Linked DNA regions of Homo sapiens: region 1 is linked to region 2. A link is a contact called in ENCODE Hi-C or POLR2A ChIA-PET data. All regions are on one chromosome and are shown on one strand. The core of a region is the stretch at or near the end of the contact, and the rest is flanking DNA. Distances in the headings are between cores, read along the strand shown. Region 1 has its middle 150 kb from the start of SH3BP4. Region 2 has its middle 72 kb from the start of ARL4C.

Region 1 (5,495 bases), core at 1,017-3,516, 530 kb after region 2:
TAGCCAGGCGTGGTGGCACATGCCTGTGGTCCCAGCTACTCAGGAGGCTGAGGTGGGAGGATGGCTTGAGCCCAGGAGATAGAGGTTGCAATAAGCCAAGGTCGCCCCACCGCACTTCAGCCTGGGTGACAGAGTAATGCCCTGTCTCAAAAACAAACAAAAAATCTGTGGTGCATCCATACCATGGCGTACTACTCAGCAATTAAAAAAACTCAAACTATTAATGCATACAACAAACCACTTGGAAGGATCTCAAGGGAATTATGCTGAGTGGGGAAAGCCAACCCTGAAAGGTCACACATTGTCTCATTTCATTTCTATGGCACTCTTGAAGGGAGGAAATCACAGAAGTGGAGTACAGATTACTGATTGTCAGAGACTATCTTCCAAGGTAGCACAAGGGATCATTGAAATGAAATTTTTCTGTATCTTGACTATAGGGGTGCTCACATGTATCTACATATGTGATAAATTTACATCTGACTAAACACACACACACACGCAAACGCATTTCACAATGAATGAAATCTGGAAAAGGTTAGTATTAGTTTGCCAAGGCTACTGTAAAGAATTATCCCAACTGGGTGGCTTAAAACAGCAAAAGTTTATTCTATTGTGGTGTTTTGAGGCAAAAGTCTGAAATAAAGGTGTCGGCAGGGCTGGCTCCTTCCGAAAGCTCTAGGGAAGAAGCCCAGACTTTTTAAGCTTCTGGAAGCTCTGGGTTCCCTGACTGATGGCAGCACCCCTCCAATCTCTGCCTCTGCCTTCACAGGGCTGTCTTCCCCGTGTCTCTCTGTGTATCAGCGTCATTTTTCTGGTGGTGTGATATTGCCTTATACTATAGTTATGCTACCCTTGGGGAAGTTGGACGAAAGTTATATGAGATCTCTCTGCAGTATTTCTTACAACTGCATATGAATGTGCAAGCATCCAAACTAAAAAGGTATTGTTGTTTTTTTAAGTTGGCATATGGAGAGGCTGAGCAGGGAGGGATGCACAGGTCCTGGCGTCTGCTTGGCTGCAGGGCAGAGGGAGACATGGAAAGTAGCATCCAAGTTTCATGCCTGGATGATGGGAGATGGGCTGTACAAGGACACCACAGAGGACAGGGAAGGAGGACCACACCAGAGCCAGACCAGAGGACCAGTGGTCGGCATGATGGCTTCAGGAACTACAAGCGTGAATTTCTTTGGGATGCAAGTAACACCAGCCAGCTTAAGCAGAAATGGGGAGTTTCCTATAAGATCACAGAGAGGAACCATTGAAGCTAATGGCAGAAATGCAACTGGACCTCAGGAAAGGCCAGTGCCGGGCACGGGAGGCCAGTGGGCACCTAGGGAGAACATGCTGGCTTTCTATTTGATTTCAATCCAGTTCCTTGACAGGACAGCCATCTCTATCCCTTAGTCCAACTGCTGTCGAGAAAATGGCTGTCCCGAGCTCTGAAGTTCACATGTTATCATTTCAGCCACTGGAAGAAACTGCCCTTTTATTATTAGTCCTAGTCTCAAATTCCCAGATAAAAGGTTCTGACTGGCTCTCTTGGGGCCAGGTGCCATCTCCACTGTGGCCAGAAGACAGGATTATTTTACACACACATGGTCAGAGCTCTCCAGAGAGCAACAGCTTAGGGAGGTCATTTTGAGCGGAACAGATATCCCCAAATGTATTCTCTGTCTACCACAAAAGTCTTTAAAGCACCTTATACTCAGTTCCATACACTTATTAGAGAAATAGAATTAGCCAGATTTTTTTTTCAATAAAGGCATCTCTATATATTTTTTTCAACCATCACATTTTAGACGGACTTTCAACAACAGTAACTGAAACAAACATTTAGATTGGCTTTTATGTAACCATAAATTAAATTAACCAAAGAATCAACTCCCCAAACATTCTTAGAGTCAGAGTTTTATTTTATTATAAATCTAGATCTATGAAAGCAGAAACCATACTCTTCTAGATTGATAACAATTACTCACAATCCCTTAAGCTTTCTAAAATCATTTATTACTCTGATAAAAATAATTCAACTGGAGATGAACACGGTAGAACAACCTCTTAGTGCAAAGCCATTTTTTAAAATAGAGCAATACTGTTTCCTCTTAGAGACAAACACAATAGTAAATGCAAACATTAGCAGATTGTGGTAATTTATAACCTGAGTTATTGTCTGGGAGATTTGCTGTAACAAGTGGGTGACCCGCTAGAGGTCAGATGACAGTAACTTGAGCAGAGAGAAAACTGTGAGATTCAGAGCCAGGTATTAAGCATCAAAGGAAAGCTAAGAAACCAGGAACAGGAAAGGAGCCTCTTCTTCCCTTCTTTTGTACAAAAAACCCTCAGAGGAGGATTTTCCTTCTTGTAAGAGCATTTATGGAGCTGAGTCACAAATGCCACGCAGGTACATGCTGAATAAATAAATAGGTCCTCGAAGCATCTGCTTCCTAGATTTGGGATTTGTTGATTTAGTCCCACAGTTGTGCCTCCTGGTGATTTTTCATTAATCGAGAGCTCCAGAACCAAACGAACTTTGTATTCTTTTCAAAATATCAAAGTGGAAAGCGGGGTTTCTGGAAGCTCTTTGATTCTAAACCCATCTTCCTTCCCTTTCGGGGCATCCACTATTGAAGGAGGCAGACGGTCAGCCCAGGGAGGACAGGGCTGAAAAGCAAGGAGGAAGAGTCTCGAAGTTGCAGGCACCGTGTCACTAGCACATGTGGTGGAAGATGGTTTTGGGAAATAAGAGCTTTGGGCAACCTCAAGAGTGAACTCTGCCAGTGTTTTGGCAGTTAGGGATGTGGATGATATAAAATGAAATCACATTCCAAGCATACCATTTCTGGTGGAGAGTAAATATACTCAGTAAAGCCAGGTTCAAAGAGGAATCTGTATAATGTCCGAATGAAATATGAAGTAGTGGTGAAATATTTAAAGGTCAACTTGTGTGCACAACAAAATTTGTGTGAAGTTTTTCTCAGAAATCATGTAAGAAGTGAACTAAAAAGAATTCCAGTGAGATGCTGGAATTCCAATGAAAATGAATGGTGTGGGAGGCAGAATTCTAAGGTGGCCCAGGAGATGTCTGCCCCCAGGCGCACATATCGTGTGCAATCCCCCTGCATTTCACCTCGGAATTGAGGAACAGACACTCCTTAGGCTAGGCTTTGTTATACAACAAAGGTTAGTCATTCCTGTGATTATGTTTTGTCATATAAGACTCCAAGACCAGCCAGTTGGCCTTGAAGACCAACCAAACAGCTGTGCAGTGAGCTACCATGTCCTAAAAGGGCCATTTGGCTGGGACTTCAGGAACGCTCTAGGAGTTGAGAGTGACCCCCAGTTGACAGCCAGCAAGAAAACAGGGACTTCAGTGCTGCAGCCTCGTGGTACTGGATTCTGCCAACAACTACATGAGCTTTGAGGACCCAGAGGCTTACAAAAGAACCACAGCCCCTACAGTGACACCTTGAGTTCAGTCTGGTGACCCCCTGGACAGAGGACCCAGTTAACCTGTCTGGAGACTCCTGACTTACAGAAACTGTGAGATAATACATTTGTGCCGTTGCTGTATATTCTCATGTAGTAAAATAAAGACATAAATAAATTTATGTTGCTTTAAGCCACTGAGTTTGTGCCAATTTGTTATACAAGCATAGAAAACGAATGCAGATCATATCAGAATAGAAATCAGTATAGCTGACCTCAGTAAGAGTTTTAAAAAGAATTTTATGCATCTGTCATAGAATAAAGGATTGCTGGTATTGGGTTAAAAACTTGAGAACCCTGAATGCATCATTTAAAAGAACTAGCACTGTGCTGGGGGTCAAAGAACATGGCCGTGCCAGGCTAACGGAGACAAGTCACTTCATTGCTAAGCATGTTAGTGTTAGGCCCTGTTCAATGAGGAGATGCAGCAAAATTGCTCCTTAAGTTTCCTGTTAGTTTCAAAACACGATGCCAATAATTTCCAAGTTTGTCTCTTTCAATTACAAAAGCGATGAATATTAACGTTCATTTTCCCGTGTAAACCCTTGCAGTAGTCAGCCTCCTTGGTTTATTTTTTAAAAGGCCAAATTATGTGGTCTTGTCAGCGTCTCCACCTTGTCTTTTATCCCTCCATTCTCACTTACTCCAGCTAAGCCGACAGCTTTGCAGGGTTCTTTTTCTTGTGTAGGTGTGTGCACCTTTATGCACCTGTGTATCCACCAAGGGGCCCTGGCACATCACAAGTTAGTGGTCTGGGAAAAGTTCCCTAACCTCTTTGTGTCTCCCCTTTCTGGTGTATAAAATGGAGGTAATAATACCTTCCTGTCTTCTGTATAGGATCGTTCGTTCATTCAGCACACATTTTTTAAGGACCTACACTGCTGTCACCTACTCTTTAGGTGCTGGAGATGCAGCAACGAACATACTACACAAAATCACCTGCCCTGTGGAGCTCATATTCTATAGCAGATGGTCCATGAAGTCCTCTTTGAGGAGATGAAATGTGCGGCAAGATCTGAATGTAGGCAGGTAGGGGCCACACAGACCCCTGGGGTGACGACATCCAGGACAGGGACAGCACAAGCTTAGGCCAAGGCATGCTATAATCAGTGCCTCCAGCTTGCTGTGCAGCTCAGAGAAAGTCACTCTGCCCCTCTGAGCCACCTTTCTCTCATTTGTATGAGACAGTCAGTGATTTTCACCCTGGAGATTTGGACCTCTAGAAGGCCCGTCAAGAAAGTAATGCAGGCTGGGTGTGGTGCCTCACACCTGTAATTCTGGCATTTTGGGAGGCCAAGGTGGGAGGAAGGCTTTAGGTCAGGAATTCAAGACCAGTCTGGACAACATAGGGCGATCCCATCTCTACAAAAAAGAAAAAAAAATTAGCTAGGCATGTTGGCTTACCAGTAGTCCCAGCTACTCAGGAGGCCAAGGTGGGAGGATTGCTTTGCACCCAGGAGTTCGGGGTTGCAATGAGTTATGATCATGCCACTGCACTCTACCCTGGACGACAGAGCAAGGCCTTGTCTCACAAAAATAAACAGAGAGAGAGAGAGAGAAAGAGATGAAGGAAGGAAGGGAGTGGGGAGGGAAGGAAGGGAGTGAGGAGGGAAGGAAGGAAAGAAGCAAGATCAAGAAGGAAGTCTCGTTATACAAATAAAGACAGCCCAGTTTCAACATTTTAAATGTGACTTTTTTGTTGTTTTTGGATGGAATCATATCAACTCTCTAACACCAGTTATAATATAATGATCTTCAGCCATGCAGCTGAGGAATTAAAAATGGAGAAGTAATTATTTCAGAATAAGAACACATTTTAAATGGAGGCTCTTTTTTTCCTTTCCTATTTGTTTTTAAATTTCTATAGGTTTTAGGGGAACAGGTGATGTTTGGTTACATGAATAAGTTCTATAGCAGTGATTTCGGAGATTTTGGTGTGCCCATCACCCAAGCAGTGTATACTGTACTCCCTCACTCCCCCGACCCTTTCCCCCAAGTCCCCAAAG
Region 2 (5,639 bases), core at 2,256-4,755:
CCAGGGAACAATGACCTAAATAACTCTGACACTGGGTGAAAATGTGGAGGATTCCAGACATCTGAGGTTGAGATGAGCTGGATGGTTTAGTGCTTAAGCATGGCTAGCACCAGACTGACATCAGTTCAGTAATATTCCTTCCTACACTGAAGGTGAGTGAAAACATCTCCCATGAACCCTTGGTGCAGACTTCACAACATCTTGCTGTGTCTGTTTTCTTTTTAAACACAAAGTTTCTTATTTTTTCAAACTTTTCATTTCAAAATAATTCGATATTCAGAGGAAGTTGCAAAGATTGTATAGAGAGGTACTATGTAACCTTCACCTGTCTCCCCCAGTGTGACACAGTACTATGCAAACACAATATGATTACAGTCCAATTTCCACGATATGAATTGCAGTACAATTTCAACATCAGGCAATTGGTGTTGGTGCAATCCACAGGCCTTATTCACCAGTTCCACAAGCACTTATTTGTGTGTGTGTGTGTGTGTGTGTGTGTGTGGTTTGGGCACATGTGTAGATTCATACCCCCACCCACCACCACAATGAAGATACAGAGTTGTTTCATCAGCACAGAGATTCCTCTTGTGCTGTCAAGTTTCTTAACATGTTGATGTTCACCTAGTTTGGTAATAAGATTGGGTTCTTGCTGAAATAACACATCGAACATAGGGTGTACTGTTCTTATGAAGACCTCACATAAAATCCTTTGCCCTGGGACAAATGTGCTTCTTCCCACCTGGATACAGTTTACCCTAATTCAAGACAAAAATTGTGAAAAGGAAATAATCAATCTTGAGGTTTTTGTCTTCATCCAATCAAGCACCCAGCACTATTAAGACTTCCTCCAAAACACACTGAATTCCATGCAGTCTTTCCATCCCATTGGCATGGTCATTGTTCAGGATGCAAATGTCTTTTCCCTGGATCAATGTGACAGACATCCATCCAAATGGCAGCTCTGCCTCCATTCGTGTTCCCCTGCAGCAATCCAGCCACCACCATACGGCCACAGGGCTCCTTTAAAAGGGCCAATCATGTCACATCAGCCCCTCTCCCAACCAGTCCTGTTTAATAAAACTTAATGCTCCTCCCATGGATCTTGTGAGCAAATTTAAACTCCAGCTGGTGGCTCATGAGACCGCTTGCTATCAGCCCTGCTATCAACCCCCTGCCAATCCTTGCAGTGGCCTTCACCTCTCCTCCCCTGATGTCCAGCAACACTGGATTTCCTGTGCCCTTGGGTTGGGTGTGCTCTCTTCACATCTGGGCCACCCATGTGATGCTGACCACCCCATTCTCTCTCCTATTGCCCCCGGATCGCTGCTCATCCTTCTAATGTCAGCTTCGACACCACTTCCTCCAAAAACCCTTCTTCAGCTTCCCAAGTGTGTGCTACATGCCTCTCTGTGTGCATCCTGGGGCGAGGGTTCCACGGGACCCTCAGCACAGTGTGTGATCTTGGCCACCAAATATCGGGGTCCACCTGCAGCCTTTAAGCTCCAGCCACACAAAGACGCTTCTCACTTGTTTACCTTTGCATTCTGATGAAAATGACACCCAGACATAAGATGCCCTTATTGGGACAGGGAAAAGTGAGGACAATGTGGGAAAGTTCAAGAATGAGGCCTGAGAAACCCATATAAGGAGGAGAATGAGGGATTCAGCCTCTTGACAGGGAATGTCCTCATTCTTACGGTATCATCCCACCATTACCCACTGATTTCAGAGGGAGGATGTGCTTCCGATGGAGACGCTCTGTAGCAGCTCCTTCGTCGAGTGATGGAATGCAGCCACCCAGCATACATGCCTCTGGGTGGGGCCCTGTGAAGACAGCAGTGTCACCAATGGAGTGTTGCCAGCCAGGGTATTTGAATCTGATCAAGAGAAAACAATCAGACAAATCTAGAGGAAGGCCGTCTTCATGACAGCTGGTCTGGACCCTCTAAATAGGTCAACAGTATGAAAAGCAAAAGATGAGGTGGCTATTCTTGATTTTCTAAAATAGAGATGAATAGCAGCCAAATACAATGCTTGATTTAAAAAAACACTGTAAAATATTTTTGGGACAATGGGGACTTGAACATGGAGTGGCTTTCAGATGATTTCATGGGATTCTTGTTAGTCTCCTTACGTGGGATCATTGTACTGGGGTCATGTGGATGGCGCTTATTCACTGGAGACTGGTGCATACTTAGGGATAAAGATCACAATGTCTGCAACTTACTTTCAAATGATTCATCAATAAATATATTTTGTCTCTGTGCACACATATGTGTGTATGCACACAAATGTCAAATGCATATGTGGCAAAATGTTAACAATTGGTGAATCTAAGATGCAATGTTCATTTTATTATTCTTCTTATTATTATTTTGAACAGAGTCTCACTCTGTCACCCCGGCTGGAGTGCAGTGGTGCGATCTCAGCTCACTGCAACCTCCGCCTCCCGGGTTCAAGCGATTCTCCTGCTTCAGCCTCCTGAGTAGCTAGGACTACAGGCACGGGCCACCACGCCTGGCTAATTTTTTGTATTTTTAGTAGAGGTGAGGTTTCACCATGTTAGCCAGGCTGGTCTCGATCTCCTGACCTCATGATCCGCCTACCTCAGCCCATTATATTATTTTTAAACTTCTCTGTAGGTCTGAACATATTCAAAGGAAAAAGTTGGAACAAGAAAGAGTGACTCAGGATGGAAACCTTGCCACCAAGGTGGGGTTACGTGGGGTCTGTGCCTTGAGTAGTAATGCATAACCCAGAAATCAGCCCTAAGCAGAGACACTGAGGACAATGGCGCGTGTTGGGCACTGCACAACCCTAAAGGAGCCATTTACATAGACAATCGTGTCAATGATGCTTCCCCCCATACCCTGTTCAACTGTCCACAGTCATCTGTGCCTAGAGGCAGTATATGCTGAACTAGACCGAAGCCTAGAGTGGCCAGATTCTGCATGCAGGAGTGGGGATTGGAGTAAACTAAATCAGTGTTTTCCAAGGTGTAGATCATGAGGGATTACTAAGTATTCTCTGAGACTGGAGGCGTTGTGAGGGCAGGCTGTGTATGGCTTTCTTCTGTTTCACCAGTGCAGAGCCCAGTATTTAGCACAAAATAGGGAGTCAATAATTTTTGTTTTTGCAATAACAAGTTAACTGCTACCAAATACATTTAAGAAATAGTGCATGAAACAGGATTGCTAGAATAAGATTTCTCAGAGACTTTGATACAGTAAATCCATGGGTGAATCTCCAAAAGGAGAACACAGGAGGCAATGTTCCTGAAACTAGCTCAACATGGAAACCTTCAACCACAAAGTGGCTCACAGGCATATTGCTATGTCCTGGATGCAACGTGTAAAATGTATTTCTTGTGGGTCATGGTCGAGAAAGTTTTAAATTTCCATTTTTAGAAAAAAGTCCATGAGTGTTTGTTGCTGAGATTTCTTGAGCTTCCTTCTTCTGCTCTTTCCATGGCTAACTATTTAGCTAGCTGTCAAGCCTCCTGCTGCTGTCTTCCCTTTCTTGCTTCAGTAAATCTGAGTCTGCTGCCACCCAAGAGCTGTGAAGTTTCTGCTGCTCCTCTTCAGTGGTTCCACGGTTCCATTTGCTGCACTATTGAGAAACTTTCTCAGTTTCTGGTCACAGGAACTAACTTAAATCAGCTGAGACACAAAAAGACAATTTATCGGTTTATGTGATCAAAAAGTCTGGTCATGGCCTAAAAATAAATCATAACATTTCTGTTTCTCTCTCCATTTCTCTGCCAGTGTCTTCATGTGGCTTCCGGAGGCCCCAGACTCATGTCCTATTAGTTTAGAGGTCTGACCCTGAGAGGCAGAAAGAAAGCACTTATCTCTACAGATCTGCTGGGAAGGTCTTGGGGAAGAATGTCACTAGTCAAGCATGAGTGGGATGCCTGTCCCTAAGCCAATCACTCCAGCCAGAGCAATGGGGTGCTCTGATTGTCAGGCCTGGGGTTTGTCCCACCATTGTAACAGGATGGGATGACAGCCAGCCCACCCAAACCACAGGAAATGGGTTCCCCACGGGAAGACACTTTCCTCTACCAAAAGAAAGGAGAAGCGATGTCGGGCAGACAAAACCAATGGATATCTAGTGTTAGCGCTAGTGATGGGCCAAATACTATTAAAACCCAGACAGTGCCCTTTAATGAGCAATTCAGAAGCTTACGAAAAAGGAGAGGGTGATGGGATTTGCCCAGGACCGCTTGGGTGGAAAGCTCATTGTTCCAGAGAAAATTCCATGCAGTTGATGATGAAGTCCCTCATTTACCAGAGATAAAATCTCGAGCCACTGGCGAATAGTTCAAATAACCATTCTGCCAAGCAACTGCCTACACATACACGTTGACTGAATGCAAACTTTTACACCATTTCCCTCTGAAACCAAGAGGAGTCATTCCAATAGGCTAGATTGATGTTCTTTTCCTCAAAGGGCTCACAATCTAAGGAAAGAGACAGCAAATCAAACAAGTACAGAGCATTTTAATAAGGGCTTTGAGAGGAGAAGATAAGGGGGTCTAGAAAGGAAGAAGGTCCTTACCAACAGAGAACCCAGAAAAAACCACAGGAACCTCATAGAAGCAGGTGAGTCCCATGGCTAGAGTGAGGGTGCCTGCTCTAGGCTACCCTGGACAGGTAGTGTTCTGCCTCCCATGGACGGTACTCTCTGTAAGACGTCCAGACATGACAAAGAGCATTCAGAGGAAGACATTCTGAAGAATGGATAAATCAAGTCTGTGCTATATGGGAAACTGTTGCAGAATGATAGTCTTGAAAATTTATTTGAAGGGCTGCCATAGGGGAAAGGGATTTGACTTGTGTTAGAGTTTCCAGGAGCGCTGCAGTGAGCCTGTCCCTGGAACAACACAGGGAGTCATGCTTTGCTTCTAGAGAAGGAAGCACTTTCCAATAAAAGGCCATCCTGGAAAGGCATGAGATCTTTAGGGAGAAAATGATTTGACTATAACTGAAGGTGTTTAAGAACAGACTGAATGGCCACTTGGCAGAGATGTATATTCAAGCACTGGGTTAGGGGTAGGCTGATGAGATGCAGCTTTAAGAGCCTTGAGATAGTAAAATTTTCACCAACACTCAGAAACCTGTTGCTGTAAGCACGTATGCATGATCTTTAATATGTTGTCCATTTAGAGCCTTCATAGCAAGTACTGCAGGAATGTTTGCCTTACAAATAAAAGCTATGCAAAGGCCTCTATGCTTTATGCTTTCCTAGAACTCCTCCCCCATCAGCAATGTATGCAAAGCCGCCACCAATATAATCTGCTGGGTTCGTAGCTATGTTGACGGCTTCTAATTCTGCAGAGAGGCAGCATAACACAGGGTGTATGTAAATGACATGGAATGCAACATGTGTAAGGAGCCCAGGCTAGAGCTTTGCACCTTCCTTGTCATGACACATCAGTGAACTATTTTTCATTCACTGGGGCCTCTTCTTGTTCCTCTTCTCTGTCTGTGTAATTGTTGGATGGGGGAGTGGTGTGTACAGAGTGGTATAAAGGAAAGTGAATTCTCCCATGAAAAAAGCAACTTTGTCCCTCTCATCCGTGCCTTTAGGAAAGTCGCTTCACCTCTTCCTTTCCTTCTTCAAAGTGAGGATCA

The links. Hi-C counts contacts between places; a loop is a spot of excess contacts on that map. ChIA-PET counts read pairs that join two places held with the same protein, here RNA polymerase II (POLR2A). Pooled maps may share reads with other maps.
Region 1: a loop to region 2 is called in a map of endothelial cell of hepatic sinusoid, with 3 times the contacts of the local background. The contact joins two enhancer-like sites. A Hi-C loop is called at or near these places in 3 of 168 maps with a recorded cell type or tissue (endothelial cell of hepatic sinusoid, heart right ventricle and mammary epithelial cell) and 2 of 50 pooled maps. POLR2A ChIA-PET finds 5 or more read pairs at or near these places in 2 of 52 experiments (activated T-cell and activated naive CD4-positive, alpha-beta T cell).

The regions. Positions count from the first base shown.
Region 1 is chr2:235,096,150-235,101,644 of GRCh38, forward strand. No RefSeq gene overlaps it. Among named protein-coding and RNA genes, the nearest start is that of SH3BP4, 150 kb to the left of the region's middle. Within about 2 kb of position 2,267, at least 2 of the 41 ENCODE cell types and tissues checked have a DNase peak (open chromatin) inside an H3K27ac peak, as active enhancers do.
Region 2 is chr2:234,566,391-234,572,029 of GRCh38, forward strand. No RefSeq gene overlaps it. Among named protein-coding and RNA genes, the nearest start is that of ARL4C, 72 kb to the left of the region's middle. Within about 2 kb of position 3,506, at least 2 of the 41 ENCODE cell types and tissues checked have a DNase peak (open chromatin) inside an H3K27ac peak, as active enhancers do.